Regions from separate parts of the Mus musculus genome. Here region 1 is linked to region 2. Evidence: chromatin loops called from intact Hi-C (ENCODE). Cell type or tissue: gastrocnemius. All regions are shown on one strand.

The links. Hi-C counts contacts between places; a loop is a spot of excess contacts. Peaks named below come from ENCODE experiments on the same cell type or tissue, not always from the same donor. Only the 100,000 strongest peaks of a DNase experiment are listed, where the experiment ranks them.
Region 1: it touches region 2 in a loop (3-fold over the local background); 2 of 42 quality-filtered maps call a loop at or near these places.

What each region holds. Positions count from the first base shown.
Region 1 is chrX:7,828,225-7,836,224 of GRCm38, forward strand. Kcnd1 (potassium voltage-gated channel, Shal-related family, member 1) reads left to right here. Exons shown (of 6, transcript NM_008423.2): 2 at 2,948-3,110; 3 at 3,208-3,291; 4 at 3,378-3,476; 5 at 3,869-4,119. Among named protein-coding and RNA genes, the nearest start is that of Kcnd1, 8.5 kb to the left of the region's middle. In gastrocnemius, no CTCF peak of the experiment used is centred here; no DNase peak of the experiment used is centred here.
Region 2 is chrX:7,739,003-7,747,002 of GRCm38, forward strand. Ccdc120 (coiled-coil domain containing 120) reads right to left here and starts at 2,322. Exons shown (of 10, transcript NM_207202.2): 1 at 2,210-2,322. In gastrocnemius, a CTCF peak has its summit at 4,639 (motif pointing right); DNase peaks (open chromatin) are centred at 248 and 497.

The DNA.
Region 1 (8,000 bases), 89 kb after region 2:
TGTATGGTGTATGAGTGTCAGTATGTGCATGTAATAGCATGCATATGGAGGTCAGAGGACAACTTCGTAGAGTTGGTTCTCTCCTTTTACCTTTACCTGGACTCCAGGGATTTAGTTCAGGTCATCGGCCTTGCAAGGTAAGCTCTTTGCAGCTGGAACTTCTTGTTGGCCCTGTTGTATTTTTTGACAACACATGCTCTCACTGTGTAACCCTAACTGGCCTGGAACTTGCTATGTAGACCATGCTGGTCTTGAACTTCTGAAGTGCTCAGCTTAAAGGTGTGCGCCACCACACTCTGCCACCTTTATATTTTGAGATGGGTCTCTCATTGAGACAGAAGCTTGTCCATTTAGCTAGATTGACTGAGCAGTGAGCTCCAGGGCTATGCTGATCTCTGCCCTCCAGGGCTGGGATTATAGGTCCATGGCGCTGACACATGGATCCTGAAGATTTGCATACACAGCCATCCCCCGGCCTCCTTACAGCGTTTATAAAAATATTGTGCAGAGCAGATGTGATTCTTCTCTAAATTTTTATCATTAGAATTACGTAGGCTGTTGCTATTCAGTCTCTGTAGAATGAATGAATTTAGTCAGTACCTCAATAGAAGTACAAATGCTTCTCAGAAGTAGTGATTAATTTGGGTTGGAAGCCCATGATTGGATCAAATCAATACATCTTGAATCCTACCAGTTGAGTTGGCAGTAGATAGCTTGATGCCTTTTGCCACATACAGTCCTTAGAACAACTGTGACAGTCAGTGCTCATGCCTCGTGAGACTTAGTCCGAGGTGACTTATCACATAGCTAGAACTGTCCAAGTCCTAGAGACTCTGGAGCCAATTCCTGAATGCTTAGACCAAATGAAGAGCTCTGGAGATAAAGATAAAGCTCACCTGACGAATGCTTGCCTGGCATCCATAAAGCTCTGGGTTCAGTCTCCAGCACCACGTGAATGGAGCAGGATTACAGGTGCCTATAATCCCAGCACTTGGGAGGTAGAAGAAAGAGAATCAGAAGTTCAAGGTCACCCTCAGATGCGTAGTAAGTTTGAGGTCCACCTGAACTACATGAGACCCTGTCTCAACAAAACCATAACAGCAGCATCAACACTACAACTCCCAGGGCTAAGAAAGAGCCAAGAGCCCAGAAGCTGAAGACTGCACAGGCTGGATTTTTCAGTGGAGTTCCAATCGGTGTTGTAGTTAGAAAAAAGAAAGTGTGTTGTACATTCCTAGGCAAATTAACTGTGGCGCCTCTCTGAGCTTTGTTTTCCTTCTTTTCGAAACCAACCAGTAAACAGTTGGTTCTGCTCCGTCTCCATCCGAGAGGCTCAGCTTGGAGAAGGCAGAGTAGTTTCGAGGCTCCCTATCTTTCATAGGAGGACACTTCCAAGGCTTCTTCCGGAAGGAAGGACCCTTTCTCTCAGGAGACAGAGGCAGGCAGATCAAGGCCAACCTGATCTACCAAGAGAAAGCCTGGCAGTGGCGCCACGTTCCTTTAGTCCCAGTACTTGGGAGGCAGGATCTCTGTGAGTTCACAGAGATCTTGGCAAGCAGATCTCTGTGAGTTCAAAGCCAGTCTGGTCTACAAAGAGAGTTCCAGGACAGCAAAGACCAGAGTGACTCTTCTCAAAAAGAAATTTTTTTAACAAAAAAACAAAGCTCCTTCCTAGAAAATGTAGAGAATACAGAGCCTCTCATCTGACCTGTAGTGGTGGGACTCTCTCTAGTCTTTATTTCTTGTTTTCCTTTCTGCTTGGTATTAGATTTCCAGCTGACAGTGACGCTCAATGCATAGCTTAGGTAGGAGCAGCAGATGCAGACACTGAAGGCAGCCCTGTTTCTCATTTGACCTCTACTGCAAGGGACTAGAGAGGTCATTCCCACACTTTGTCTTCTGCTTTGTTTTGCTCTGCTTTGTTTTTAAGACAGGGTTTCTCTGTGTAGCCCTGGCTATCTTGGAACTTGCACTGTAGACCAGGCTGGCCTCAAGCTTAGAGATCCACCTGCCTCTGCCTCCCGAGTGCTGGGATGAAAGATGCATACCAAATGTGGACCCATTCTCCTCATTTTGAAAAAAATTTTAAAATTACTTCTTAAAGTATGCGCATAACACATGGGTATGTGCATGTGTGTGGAAGTGTCCATAGAGTCCAAAAGAGGGTGTTGAGTCCTCTGCAGCTGGGGTTTCTAATAGTCATGAGCTGGTTGACGTGGGTCTTGAACTTGGGTCCTCTTGAATTCCTAAACAGTAATTCTCCAAATGTTTCAGTGTAACAAATTGAAGCTGGGGCTAGATAAATTGGCTCAGAGGTTAAGAGCTCCTGCTGCTTTTTCAAAGAACCTGGATTCAATTTCCAGGACTCCCACGTAGTGTGTTACAACTGTCTGTAACCCCAGTTCCAGAGGATATGCCACCCTCTTCTGGCCTCCATGGGCAACCAGGCAAGGTGCACTTATATATATGTATATGTATGTGTGTATATATATCTATATATATCTATATCTATATATATATATGAAAACACTCATACACATACAAATAAATAAATAAACCTTTAAAAAGAAAGATACGGAAGTTAGGGCTGGAAAGATGGCTTCATGGTTAAGAGTACTTACTGCTCTTACAAAGGAGCCAGCTTTCCCTTCTCTAGCACCTACGTGGTGGCTCACAACCATCCTTAAATTCAGTTCCAGTGACTCTAACACCCTCTTCTGGCCTATTCAGGCACCTGACGTGCATGTGATACACATACTTACATGTATGCAAACACGCACATACAATAAACCTTAGAAAGGAAGAAAGACAGAAAGAAAGAGAAAAAAGCTGAAGTTCAGAAAGTCCACGTGCTTGCCAAAGCGTGCTGAGCACTTCAGGAGTGGGTGGGTGGAATGGGGGTACCAAACACCTCTTCTAACCTTGGTGTGCTTTCTATCTTTCCCAGGTATGGAGATATGGTACCTAGCACCATTGCAGGCAAAATTTTTGGGTCCATCTGCTCACTTAGCGGTGTCTTGGTCATTGCCTTGCCTGTGCCAGTCATTGTATCCAACTTCAGCCGCATCTACCACCAGAACCAGCGTGCTGACAAGCGCCGGGCACAGCAGGTAACTATATCTCCCTTCTGGGCATTGACATTCCTTTCAGCCTAAGCCTGTCTCGCTCCAGGGCTCACCTATCTAACCTTTTGTCTCCTCTCTGTAGAAAGTGCGCCTGGCAAGAATCCGTTTGGCAAAGAGTGGTACCACCAATGCCTTCCTGCAGTATAAGCAAAATGGGGGCCTCGAGGTAGGGAGGGGCCTTTGCTGGGGGGCGGTGAGCAGGGATAGGAGGGGAAGGTGTTCATCGCCTGTTTTCTGCTACGTCTGTTCCAGGACAGTGGCAGTGGCGACGGACAAATGCTGTGCGTTAGGAGCCGCTCTGCTTTTGAACAACAGCATCACCATCTGCTGCATTGTCTGGAGAAGACTACGGTGAGGTCAAACAAGAGGCTGCATTGGCAGGAGGGAGGAAGTCTGCCCAACACCAAGCTTCCCCCCCTCCCCCCACTGAGAGGGAAGCCATAGCACTTAATTCTAGAGATCGAATGATACTTCCTTTAAGAGGTTAAAGTCTTGTGGCGGAGGCAGATTATCTGTTATCTCTAGGAGTTCCAGGCCAGCCTGGTCTACGTAGTGAATTTCAGGCCATCCAAGGCTACATAGGCTGCACCTTGTCTCAAACAAAACAGAGAGCAAAACGTGGCTTCTAGGTTGGGCAAGGAAGCAGGAGAGAGAGTGACTTTTCCTAAACAAAGGCCTGGGAGTTGTGCTAGCATCCATGACATGGGGTACCCTGTGATCCCCCACTTCCCTTCTGCCCACAGTGTCACGAGTTCACAGACGAGCTAACTTTCAGTGAGGCCCTTGGAGCAGTCTCACTGGGTGGTCGCACCAGCCGCAGTACCTCAGTATCATCCCAACCAATGGGGCCTGGGAGCCTGTTCTCATCCTGCTGCTCTCGAAGGGTCAATCGCAGAGCCATCCGCCTTGCCAACTCTACTGCCTCTGTCAGCCGTGGCAGCATGCAGGAGCTAGACACACTAGCAGGTCTTCGGAGGAGCCCTGCCCCTCAAACGTAAGTACTTGCCTCACCTGTTTTGACTATTTGCCCTTTATTCATTCTTTCAGACACTTAGTGAGTAGCAATAAGGGCATAGCCCTAACCATTCAGGAAGCCACGGCAGGAGAATCATTTGAACTCGGGATATCAGTCAGGAATAGAACATTTGCTTTGAGTGCTGGAAGCCTTAGGTTTTACCCCCCTGCCCCGCCCCATCACAGATACTCTCTCTCTCTCTCTCTCTCTCTCTCTCTCTCTCTCTCATACACACACACACACACACACACACACACACACACACACACACACACACAAACACACAAACACACAGGCTTAGGAGAGAGGGTGGATCCTTGTATCCTGAAACTTACATTCTAATAGGAAAAGGCAATTGACCAACAAGTCGAGATCTCATACTGGGTCAGGCATTTGTAAGTAGCTGGATGAAAAAGAAATCGGGAACAAAGCCGGAGCATACTAAGCAGAGGATGCTGCAGAGGTTAGGCTTAGATGTATTTTTAACTCTGTATCTCTGTGAGTATGTGCATGTGAGTGCAGTTACCCAAGGACGCCTTAGGCTTCAGATCCTCAAGAGCTCTACTTTCTGGGAGATTGTGAGCTGCTGATGCGGGGGCTGAGAACCAAGTGTAGGTCCTCAGTAAGAGCAGTAGCAGCCACTGAGCCCTTGCTCTAGCCTCAGTTTTTTTTCTTTAAAAAAATAAATTCTTTTCAGGTTGGATGTAGTGGCACAAACCTTTATTCCCAGTACTCAGGAGGCGAAGGCACCCCAATACCAGTGAGTTCAAGGCCAGCGTAGTCTACATAGTGAGTTTCAGGCCAGCCAGAGCTATGTAGTGAGACCTGTTTCAAAAAATAAATATTTTTAGTACTGGGAATGGAACGTAGGGGTTCACAAATATTGAATACTCTATCACTGAACCATGTGTAGTCAGATGCAGTTTTAGTAGTGTGGTCAAGAAAAGCTTTTCTGGAGTTGGCAAGATGGCTCAGTGGCTAAGAGCACTTGATGCTCTTGAAGAGGACCCCAGTTTGATTCCCACCTGTACCTCCAGTCCCAGGGGATCTTATGACTTCCTCTGACCTCCATGGGCACCAGGCATGCATGTGGTGGACATATATACATACATTTACATACATGCAGACACTTACGCACACAAAATAAAACAAAATTGTAGGCATAAAATTTCTTTTTCTTTTCCTTTCTTTTCTTTCTTTCTCTTTCCTTTGTTTCTCTTTCTCTTCCCCTCCCTATCTCTCCCTCCCCCTCTCTCCCTCTCTCTTTCTTTCTTTCTTTCTTTCTTTCTTTCTTTCTTTCTTTCTTTCTTTCTCTCTCTCTCTCTCTTTCTTTGAGACAGGGTTACTCTGTGTAGCCCTGGCTGTCCTGGAACTCACTCCTTAGATCAGGCTGGCCTTGAACTCAGAAATCCGACTGCCTTTGCCTCCCAAGTGCTGGGATTAAAAGCATGCACCACCACTGCCAGGCTATAAAATTTCTTCAACCTTCTTTTAATAAGGGTTCAACCTTTCCTCTAGCCCACAACCAAGCAGAGTTAGTGGAAGAGAAAAGTTAGAAGTGGACCTGTTCAGCAGTAGTTCTTTGGGGGTGAGCTTGGTCTTCTTGGGCAGCAGTTCAGTCCCATAGCAAACGCCAAACATGACTCAGCAGCTATAGGCCAATCCTGAAGAAACCACCAAGCTTGCCAACCAGCCTAAGGCGAGGCCACAGAAGTAGCAACCTGTCACAGGAACCTCAGGAGCAGTTCTTGGGCGAGTTTCTCTCAATGGAGATGTTACCACAAATTGAGCTCAACAATGCTATGTATGGTAAACCAATACATGTGTGTCTTTAGCAAAGAATAACGAGGTGGAGCAAACCAAACCAATGCTCAGTGCTCATCTCCCATTGTCCGGGTCATATTTATACTCCTTCGTCACAGGTCCTTTCACGTGTCTGCTGTATCCAAACATCCTTTCACCTGTGTCTGCTTCAGGAAAACAGTCTTTGACATGTTTGGTTTAGCAAGGCATTCTTTCACCTGTGTGCCCCAGCAACCATCATTTGACTAACTTTCCAAAGAAACTAGAAGTTTCCACTTCATGAAATAATTCTTAAAGATCTCTTTTAAAGAAAAGAAAAGCTTTTCTGAGATGTTGTCTGAGTCTACGTCTGAAGGAGGCAAGGGAGTGAGCCATACATACATCTATGTAACTAGAGGAAGAGCTTTTCCAGATAGTGTTTAGCCCAGGGAAAGGTCAAGAGGCCTCGGTACACCAGAGGTCTGGCAGGGAAGCAACTCTGCCCAGAGTAGGAAGTGGAGGACAATCAGGAAGAAGTGAGGACTCAGTTTTACTGACATTTGTTGTTGTTTTTTGTTTTTGTTTTGTTTTTTGTTGTTTTTGTTTTGTTTTTTCGAGACAGGGTTTCTCTGCATAGCCCTGGCTGTCCTGGAACTCACTCTGTGGACCAGCCTGGCCACAGAGTCCTGGGATGAAAGGCGTGCGCCACCACCGCCCGGCTATTGTAGACTTTCAAACTTTTTGTTTGGTTGGTTTGTTTTTTGTTTTTGGTTTATTTTTGTTTTCTTTTTTCTTTCAAGACAGGTTTCCTCTGTGTAGCCCTGGCTGTCCTGGAACTCACTCTGTAGACCAGGCTGGCCTCAAACTCAGAAGTCCACCTGCCTCTGCCTCCCCGGTGCTTGGATTAAAGGTGTGTGCCACCACTGCCCAGTGGTTTGTTTTTGAAAGAGTCTCATTATGTAGCCTAAGTTGGTCTCAGATTCAGGATCTGTCTGCCTTAGGCTCTTGAGTGCCAGAATTTTTGGTGTGTGCCACCATTACCTTTTACTAATATAGACTCTTGCAGTAATTTTGGCATTGTTAAAGATAACAAGAGGGACTGAGGAGATGGCTCTGTGCTCTGGGCAGGGCAGTGGTGGCACATGCCTTTCATCCCAGCACTTGAGAGGCAGAGGCAGAGGCAGGTGGATCTCTGTGAGTTCAAGGCCAGCCTGGTCTATGAAGCTGACTCCAGGACAGCCAGGGTGTCTTATTTAGGGTTTTACTGCTGTGAACAGACACCATGACCAAGGCAAGTCTTATAAAAACAACATTTAATTGGGGCTGGCTTACAGATTCAGAGATTCAGTCCATTATCATCAAGGTATCCAGGCAGGCATGGCGCAGGTAGAGCTGAGAGTTCTACATCTTCATCCAAAGGCTGCTGGTGAAAGACTGACTTCCAGGTAACTAGGGTGAGGGTCTTAAGTCCACACCCACAGTGACACACCTACTCCAACCAGGTCACACCTATTCCAACAAGGCCACACCTCCAAATGGTGCTACTCCCTGGTCCAAGGATATACAAACCATGACACAGGGCTATATAGAAAAACCCTGTCTCAAAGAAACAAAATAAATAAATAAATAGTACTTATTGCTCTTGCAGTGGATCTGGGTTCAATTCCCAGCACCTATAACCACCCCTAACTTCAGTTTCACGTGATCTGATGCACGGTTCTGGTGCCTCCTTTGGGCACCAGGATTGTATGTGTACATAGACAATCATGACAAGGCTCTGGATTTAATCTTCAGCATCACACAAAACTGCGTGTGTGCATGCTATGTTCAGGCACTTTGTCTCATTTATTATTTCATTTGATCTCTGTAACGACCTAATGAGGTAAGGAATTTGTTTTTTATTTCCATGCTACAAATAAAAGAGGGATTTGGTGATTATGATTTGAACCTAAGCCCAGCTGGCTCCAGAATTCACCTCCCTTGCCATACTTGAGGATGCAGGGAGAATTTGTAGCACAGTGCAAGGGACCCAGTCGGTGCTTAATGAATGTGAAGATTGTATGGCAATTATCCAGATG
Region 2 (8,000 bases):
ACATGCTAGGAATCTAGAGACAGGCACTACCACACCCAGCTCATTCTAAGGCTTAAATGTCCTTTTCCGAGGTGGCCCCTGAGTGATGTCTTCTCACAGCTACTGTTGAAAAAGACACTGCCCCTCCCTGTATTGTCATTTTGACAGGAAGCACGTCTGCCCCAGCGTATCATAGCCCCGGCACCTCAAGCACGGCTGCACACAGCAAGCAGTCCACAAACGGATGCCAGCGGGGTGAATAACTGCAAGGTAGCCAAGCCAGGCATCAGGGGTGGCTCTGCATCTATCTTCCTAATTCCATCCTGCTGCCCCACGACCTCAGGCTCCCTCCAGCCCCTCTTCCCTCCCACCCTGTTCTGAGACTAGCATACAGAAGTTACCCTGCTGAGAAGGGCGAGAAGCGCCATCCACAGCCACAGAAAACACATTACCTGCCCCTCTTTTTGTCCCGGGAAGCACTGGCTGATCATGGAGCACGCGTTGGCGAGCTGCCAGCCCTTCTTGTGCTTTTCTGGAGTTTGCTCCCTCCCTCCCACATCCTGCTCAGTCCCCAGCTGGGCAAGCAGGTGACATCACCTCCCACCACCTGTCCTAGCCTCTAAGGCAGGTGACTAGGAAGGCCTATCAGAGACAGCAGAGTTCTCGTTTTAACACCCCCCCCCCCCGACCCCTTGAAATCCACAGCTTGTCATGATGTGGTAGAGCAGACCCAGAAAACCAAGAACGCCAAGGAGAAGCCCCTTCCCCATTTTCACACTATAGGGTGTGCTCAGACTGTCTACAAGGTACCCCCGCCCCCCAGTTTTCTCTACAGTCTTCTGCTTGTCCCACAGAGTCTGTATCCCTCCCTCAAAGGACTCATGGACTATCCTCCACTGCAATGGTTAGGCAATCCCATAAGCCTTTTGTACAGAAAGTTTGTACACTGCAGGGGGTCTCACAAGCCCACCCATCTGAGGTCCAGCACTTTCGGCATGGTAGGGTGTCTTTAGTGTCCCACCTCAGCCTCCTCGGTCCCTCAGCCCCCGAAACTTCTACTTTCCCAGGACCCATTTTAATTCGGAAAACTTTCACAAGGCTTGCCTGAACCCTTCTCCACCCCAACAGAAAGCTAACTCCTCCCACCTTGGGTCCATTTACCCGTTCACCAACATTGTCTCATGTTTCACATCAGAGGGCCTCCGTCCTTCCTTCTTTAGAAAATTAGAGTATCCCGGAGTCGACACAGGGTCCAGTCAGGAACCCCGACTCCACCCCATCAGTCTGACCTCAGGGACATAGTTATGGCATGAGTCATTGGGTCACTAGGCAGGCTAGACATGGATCAACGCCCCACACCTCCATACCTGACTCAGGAACCTTTGCTTCTACTCTTCCATGTTCTGTACACTTGGAACTTCAGACTGCCTGACATCAGACAGAGATAGTAAGAAGGCAATCTACCACATTCCAGCATCACTACCATGCCCTCATATGAACCTCTGAGACCCTCCTGCCCACACCAGAGCTTTGCCTTGTCATTCTGTGGTCCTGTTACGGGCTTAGGTTGCAGCAAGCGAGCTACAGAGGGCACATGCGGGGAAACACACACACACAGAGGCAGGCCCAGCAGGTTTTTCAGGTCTGCCCTTCTGACACCACGGCTGAGAAAAATTCCTGGCTGTAATGACTGTTTACAACCAAGATACTTCACCTGGGTGGCACTCCAACACTGTCAATGAGAGCCCCATTTCCACATCCTGCCACCACTTGAGCAAATGCACACAGAGTCTGGACCTGATCCCCATTGCTCCCCCAAACATACAGCACACCCCCTTCAATTACTCTGGCTGAACAAACAAACAGAGGGACAAGCAGATACAGATGCCTGAACAACAGTGGTATCTAATCGGTTCAGCTCGTCTTCTCTGAGGCACTAGTCCTGATAAAAAGGGGGAGAGGGGCCGAGAAGAGAAGGCTGAGTCTCTGCCCCGTCCTTCCTCCTCCATTTTCCAACCAAGAATTATTTTGATATCAAGAAAGGAAAATGGACACGTGAGGCTTTGCCCTGGTCCCCTGATCCTCCCATACTGAACACCACCCCTCCTATCGCTACCCTATATTCTCAGGGTCCTCCTTCCTCAGATCTGGATCTCTAGAAGGGAACTTCCTCAGTTCCTGTGCCATTACCCTATCTCACGGCCCTGCCCCATTGCTCGCTGGTACTCACCAATGCCCTAGTGCTGGATGGCAGCCTCAAATATTTCCAAAAGAACAGTTGTCTCGTCCAGGCCCTAGCTTTCCTGGCAGTACAAGTGAACAGCAGTGACTGCTGTCTTGGCTACCTCCCACTAGGTAAAGGCCCAACCTACCTGGACAGGATGGGGTTGGCCCACACCTTTTAACCCTTACCTGCCCGCTTCCAGGGCTAGGGTCACCCCTGGGAAGGCAGTCTGGGGGACCAGGTGCCTCGGGGAGCCCAATATGGTCAAGGAGAAAGCATAGAATGCTTTCCTCACTGCGGATATCTAAGAGATAACTGGCCAATAAGCTCTAAGAATTGTGGGAGGAGCCACTGCCCAAATCCCCAGGCCACTGGAGCCTGCCTACACCCCGGGACATGGGGGCTAGGAAACTGTGAAATAGACAAACAGACATAGACATGGACACACACACACACACACACACACACACATATCTTGGATCAATTTCTCCCATAATTAGGATGATGATTTTCTAAGCTGCAGAGAGAAGTTGACCTTTCTAAGGAGAGACCAGATCTTAAGACACTCCCACCTTCTGTACTCCAGGAACAAATAAACCTAGGAAACACCATCATCTATACCCTACAACCTGAGGGGCGGCACAGAGCCAGCCTCCGCTGAGCTCTGAGCCATGGTAGAAATGGGAGGCCTGACTGAGAACATACTAATGTAAAGGCACAGGAAAGAGCCAGCTGGGGTGGGACACACCTTCCTTTAATCCCAGCACTCAGGAGGCAGAGGCAGGCAGCTCTGAGTTCGAGACCAGCCTGGTCTACAGAACTAGTTCCAGGACAGCCAGGGCTACACAGAAACAAACAAACAAAGAAACAAAAACAACCATAAGAAGGAGCAGAACCAGAGTACTAGACTGGGCCCTGCGCTAGAGGAGCCACTGGCTACTCCTGAAAGGAGAAAGAATACGAAGACTCAACTTTATCCATGTTCTCCCTGTTAACATTTCTAGCCTGGAGCGAAGCAGACAGGGAAATAAATTGAAAACTCTAAGTCCCTCTAATGCCCTTCAACACAACCCTACCTGGGCCCTAAGCTTGTCTTGGGCACATACCAAACATGCTGTACTCCAGGTAAGACAATCTATTTTGTGACCTCAGAACCCAAACCTAACCCCTATAGCAGCCGCTGCCATGTATGAACAGGGAGGGTTTTAGGGGTGTTCCCTGTTGGGGAGGAGAGCCTAGAGAAGAGTTCCCCCAGTCACATGTTATCAAGGCCTGCTGCCCCAGGTGCCCACCTTTCTTCCGGGTTATGAAATGTATGTGTGGAACACAAAGGCCCTTTCCATCTCCTTCCTCCCTTCTCCCTCCTTTGGACTGCTAGTGGAGGCAAGGAGCAAGCTGACATCCTCTTGGCAGCCATGGACCCCTCCCCACCCCCCTTGCAGGAGGCCACCAAGCATGTTGGGAAATGGATTTTTTTTCTTAAGTTTTTGTTTTTCAAGACATGGTTTCTCTGTGGAACAGAGCCCTGGCTGTCCTGGACTTTTTTGTAGACGAGGTTGGCCTCAAACTAACAGAAATCTGCCTGCCTCTGCTTCCTGAGTGCTGGGATTAAAGGTGTGTACCACTACAGACAGCTGGGAAAATGGATGTTTATAACCAGGGACAAGAGAAATGAAAAATTAGGAAAATAATTCAGATAGAGCCTCAGAGTTTTGGTTACCTCATCTGTAAAATGGACAAAATAGACAACAGGGTCCACAAGAACATATAACTCACACCAAATCATTAATGGCCAATCATAAGAACAAGATATTTGGAATTAGAGAGGTGGTTCAATATTTAAAGGGTGTATGTGTGTGTGTATAACATGTATAATATACAGTATGTCTAATATTACATATTAGACATATAATATATAATATATAATATACATGTATCATATACTATATATCATATATTATATAATATATAATATACATATATATAATATATACATACATGTGTATATTATATATAATATACATACACACATACATATACACTGTTCCTCCGGAAGACCTGAGTTCGATTTGAGCATCCATATAGTAGCTCACAACCTCCTATAAATCCAATTCCAGGGAAATTCAACATCTCTCAGGTACCTGTGCACATGCACCACACACACACACACACACACACACACACACACGGTTAAAAATTACACCTATGAAAAATTTTAAGATTTCACTTACTTTTCTTTTTTTTCTTTTTTCCCAAGACAGGGTTTCTCTGTGTAGCCGTCAGTGTCCTGGAACTCACTCTGTAGACCAGGCTGGCCTCAAACTCTTAGAAATCCGCCTGCCTCTGCCTCCCTAATTCTGGGATTAAAGAAGTATGTGCCACCGTGTCCAGCTTATTTTTCTGTGTATGAGTGTTGGCTTGATTGTGTCTGGGAACCATGTGTCTGCAGTGCCTGTGGCGTCCAGAAGAGGGCCACAGACACCCCCCCACCCCCCAGACTGGAACAACAGATGAACCATCATGTGGCTGTTGGAAATTCAATCTGGTCCCTCTGGAAGATCAGCCAGTGTTTTCAATCGCTGAGCCTTCTCTCCAGCCACAGCAATTTGAACAAATTTGTTTGTTTGTCTGTTTTTAAAGAACTTGAGAGATCTGGCTTAGTGATTATGATGAGCACAAGCTCTTCTAGAGGACTGGGGTTTGCTTCCTGGCCTCTGGATCAGGCGGTTCACCACAGTCAACTCTAGCTCTAAGGGATCCAACACCTTCTTTCTGGCCCCTGTGAGTATTAGTACACAGGTGACATATGACACAGATATACACAAAAATAAAAACAAACCTTAACTCCTGGCAGTGGTGGCGGTACAAGCCTTCCTTTAAGCCCAGCACTCAAGAGGCAGAGGCAGGGGGATCTCTTGAGTTCAAGGCTAGCCTGAGTGAGGTCCAGGACAGTCAAGGTTATGCAGAGAAACCCTGTTTCAAAAAAACAAAAAACAAAAAAAACCACCCACCCTTTAATAATAGTAATAATAATTCCACAGAGGTATACTAGAGTTTAGAAGGAAGTAGGAAGGATATAGTAAGTAGACAAGTGGGGCTGGGTCACCCCATACATCATTGTCCCCTTCATGATTTTTTTTCTCAGCACAGGAAATTGAACCTAGGGCCTGGAGCACGCTAAGCAAGCATTCTCCCACTGCCTTAGCCTAGCCGCACAATTTTAACAGACCAGAAGATGGTCTAACCTCTAAACATACATGAACCTTGCACAAATAGTGTAAATGGTGAGTCAGGGTTTAATTCTGTTGTCGCTCACAGTGACAGTATGTGACCGCTTAGAAAACTCACTTTTCTGTGCCTCTCTGTCCCCATCTGTTAAAGAGGGAAATCGGGGTTGTGAAGGGAACATTATAGGGATTCAGAGTCCTCAATGTTAAATTACACAACAGTTAATTGTCAGGCAAGGAGACCTTTAATTCCAGCACTCAGGAGGCAGAGGCAGAGGCAGGCAGATATCTATGACGAGTTCGAGGCCAGCCTGGTCTACAAAGCAAGTTCCAAGCCAGCCAGGGCTTCATAGTGAGCCCCTGTCTAAAAACGCAATTATAAAATGGTAACAGATGCTCATAGAGTTGTTGCAAGCAACTGAATTAACCCATTTCCAGCTTGGTAGGACACAAAGCATGTTGCTGGTATAATGAGGAGGGTTCCTCCCCACTGAATCAAACAGATATGTCTGCATGCTTCTTAGGAGACAAAGCTGGATCACTCAGTGTCACCCAATAAATCTGAAACAGATGTTTGTTTGTCTGTTTGTTCTTTTCTTGGGGAACTTTGTCTGAATTTTCACTACCCAAAATCAAGAACTGAAAGTATTCATGGGGACATCCAAAGAGATGCCTTAGCAGGGAAAAACCCTCATGAAGCCAGCCTGACAACTTACACCTGGGTCCTTAGAACTCCTATACAAGCCAGACACAATGTTGCAGGTCTGTAATCTTAGCACCCACAGCAAGATAGCAGGCAATGATGGAATTCCCCTAAACATGTGGGCTGACCTGCCTGAGATACACAGCAGATGAGAAACCCTACCTGAAACGAGTTAGGCCTAGGACCAACATCTAAAGTTTTCCTTTGATCTCCACACAGGAGTCCTCACAAACAAGAACATACATACACAAAATAAACAGAGTCAGCAGAATAGGTCACAAGGTGCTTGCCACCAAGCTTGAAGACTGAGTTCAAGAATTCAACATGGTGCAAGAAGGCAGCTGACTCCTGAAGGTTGTCCAAATCCACACGCCTGTGCTCCCGCTCTCTCTCTCTCCCTTCCTCCCTCCCTCCCTCTCTCCCTCTCCCTCTCTCTTTCTCACACCACACACACACACACACACACACACACACACACACACACGATCACAGAGATAGAGATAAAAGCATTCCTTACTTCCGCATATGAAATAAACATAAAAATTTTCTATAAAGAACTAAACATATTCAGATGCATTTGAGATAGACAGAGCTGGTATCTCAGCCTCTAAATTCTCCCTCCTTGCCAAAAGACATATTTGAAAGAAGTGTCTCCCTTCAACACACAACACGCGCACGCGCACACACACACACATACACACACACACATACACATACACACATACACACACACACACACACACACAGTCTAACTCATGATTTAAAATGCAGGAACTGGGATAAGTGTGATACATGCCTGTAATCCCAGCACCAGGGAGGCTAAAACAGGAAAATCTGGAGTTCCAAGCCAGGCTGGGTTACCTCGTGAAACCCTGTCTCAAAAAAAATGCAGGAACCAGGGAGCTGGCCAGATGGCTCAGCAGGTAAGAGCACTGACTGCTCTTCCAGAGGTCCTGAGTTCAAATCCCAGCAACCACATGGTGGCTCACAACCACCTGTAATGAGATCTGACACCCACTTCTGGTGCAGCTGAAGACAGCTACAGTGTACTTACAAATAATAAATAAATAAATCTTTGGGCGGGAGAGAGCAGGGACTGAGCGAACGGAGTGAGCAGAGGTCTTAAAATCAATTCCCAACAACCGCATGAAGGCTCACAACTGTCTGTACAGCTACACTGGACTTATTTTTCTTTCTTTTCATTCTTTCTTTCTTTTTTTTTTTTTTTTTTTTTTTTGGTTTTCTGAGACAGGGTTTCTCTGTGTAGCCCTGGCTATCCTGGAACTCACTCTGTAGACCAGGCTGGCCTCGAACTTAGAAATCCGCCTGCCTCTGCCTCCCAAGTGCTGGGATTAAAGGCGTGCGCCACCACTGCCTGGCCAGTGTACTCATATACATAAAAAAAAATAAATAAATCTTTAAAAAATGCAGGAACCAGATACATTTCACAGACATTGTTGTAACTCCATATGATCCAGGGAATCAGTGCCAGCTAGCGATGAAACTTGGGACCTTGGGACTCTACTTCTGAGCAAGATCCCGAGTCAGCCATTGTCCCTTACCACTTGAACTCATCTTCCTATATAAAATGCAAAAACGTCGGATAACTTAGTGTTTTTCACTAGTGTACTCCTGGAAGGAAGTCTTCCTCTCTCATAACTTAACTACCAAATAGATTGGGATGGTGAGTAAACTCTGAATTGGTAGTAGGTCTATATAACTGTTCTGGATAAATAAAATGGGTCTCATTCCTTACTCACACTCAACAGGCAATGAAACTAACACAGTAGCCGCTGTTGGTCTCCCTATTTATCCTCAAATTCAAGGATTTGCACAGCACAGGAATCTCATTTTCTTGTTACTACTG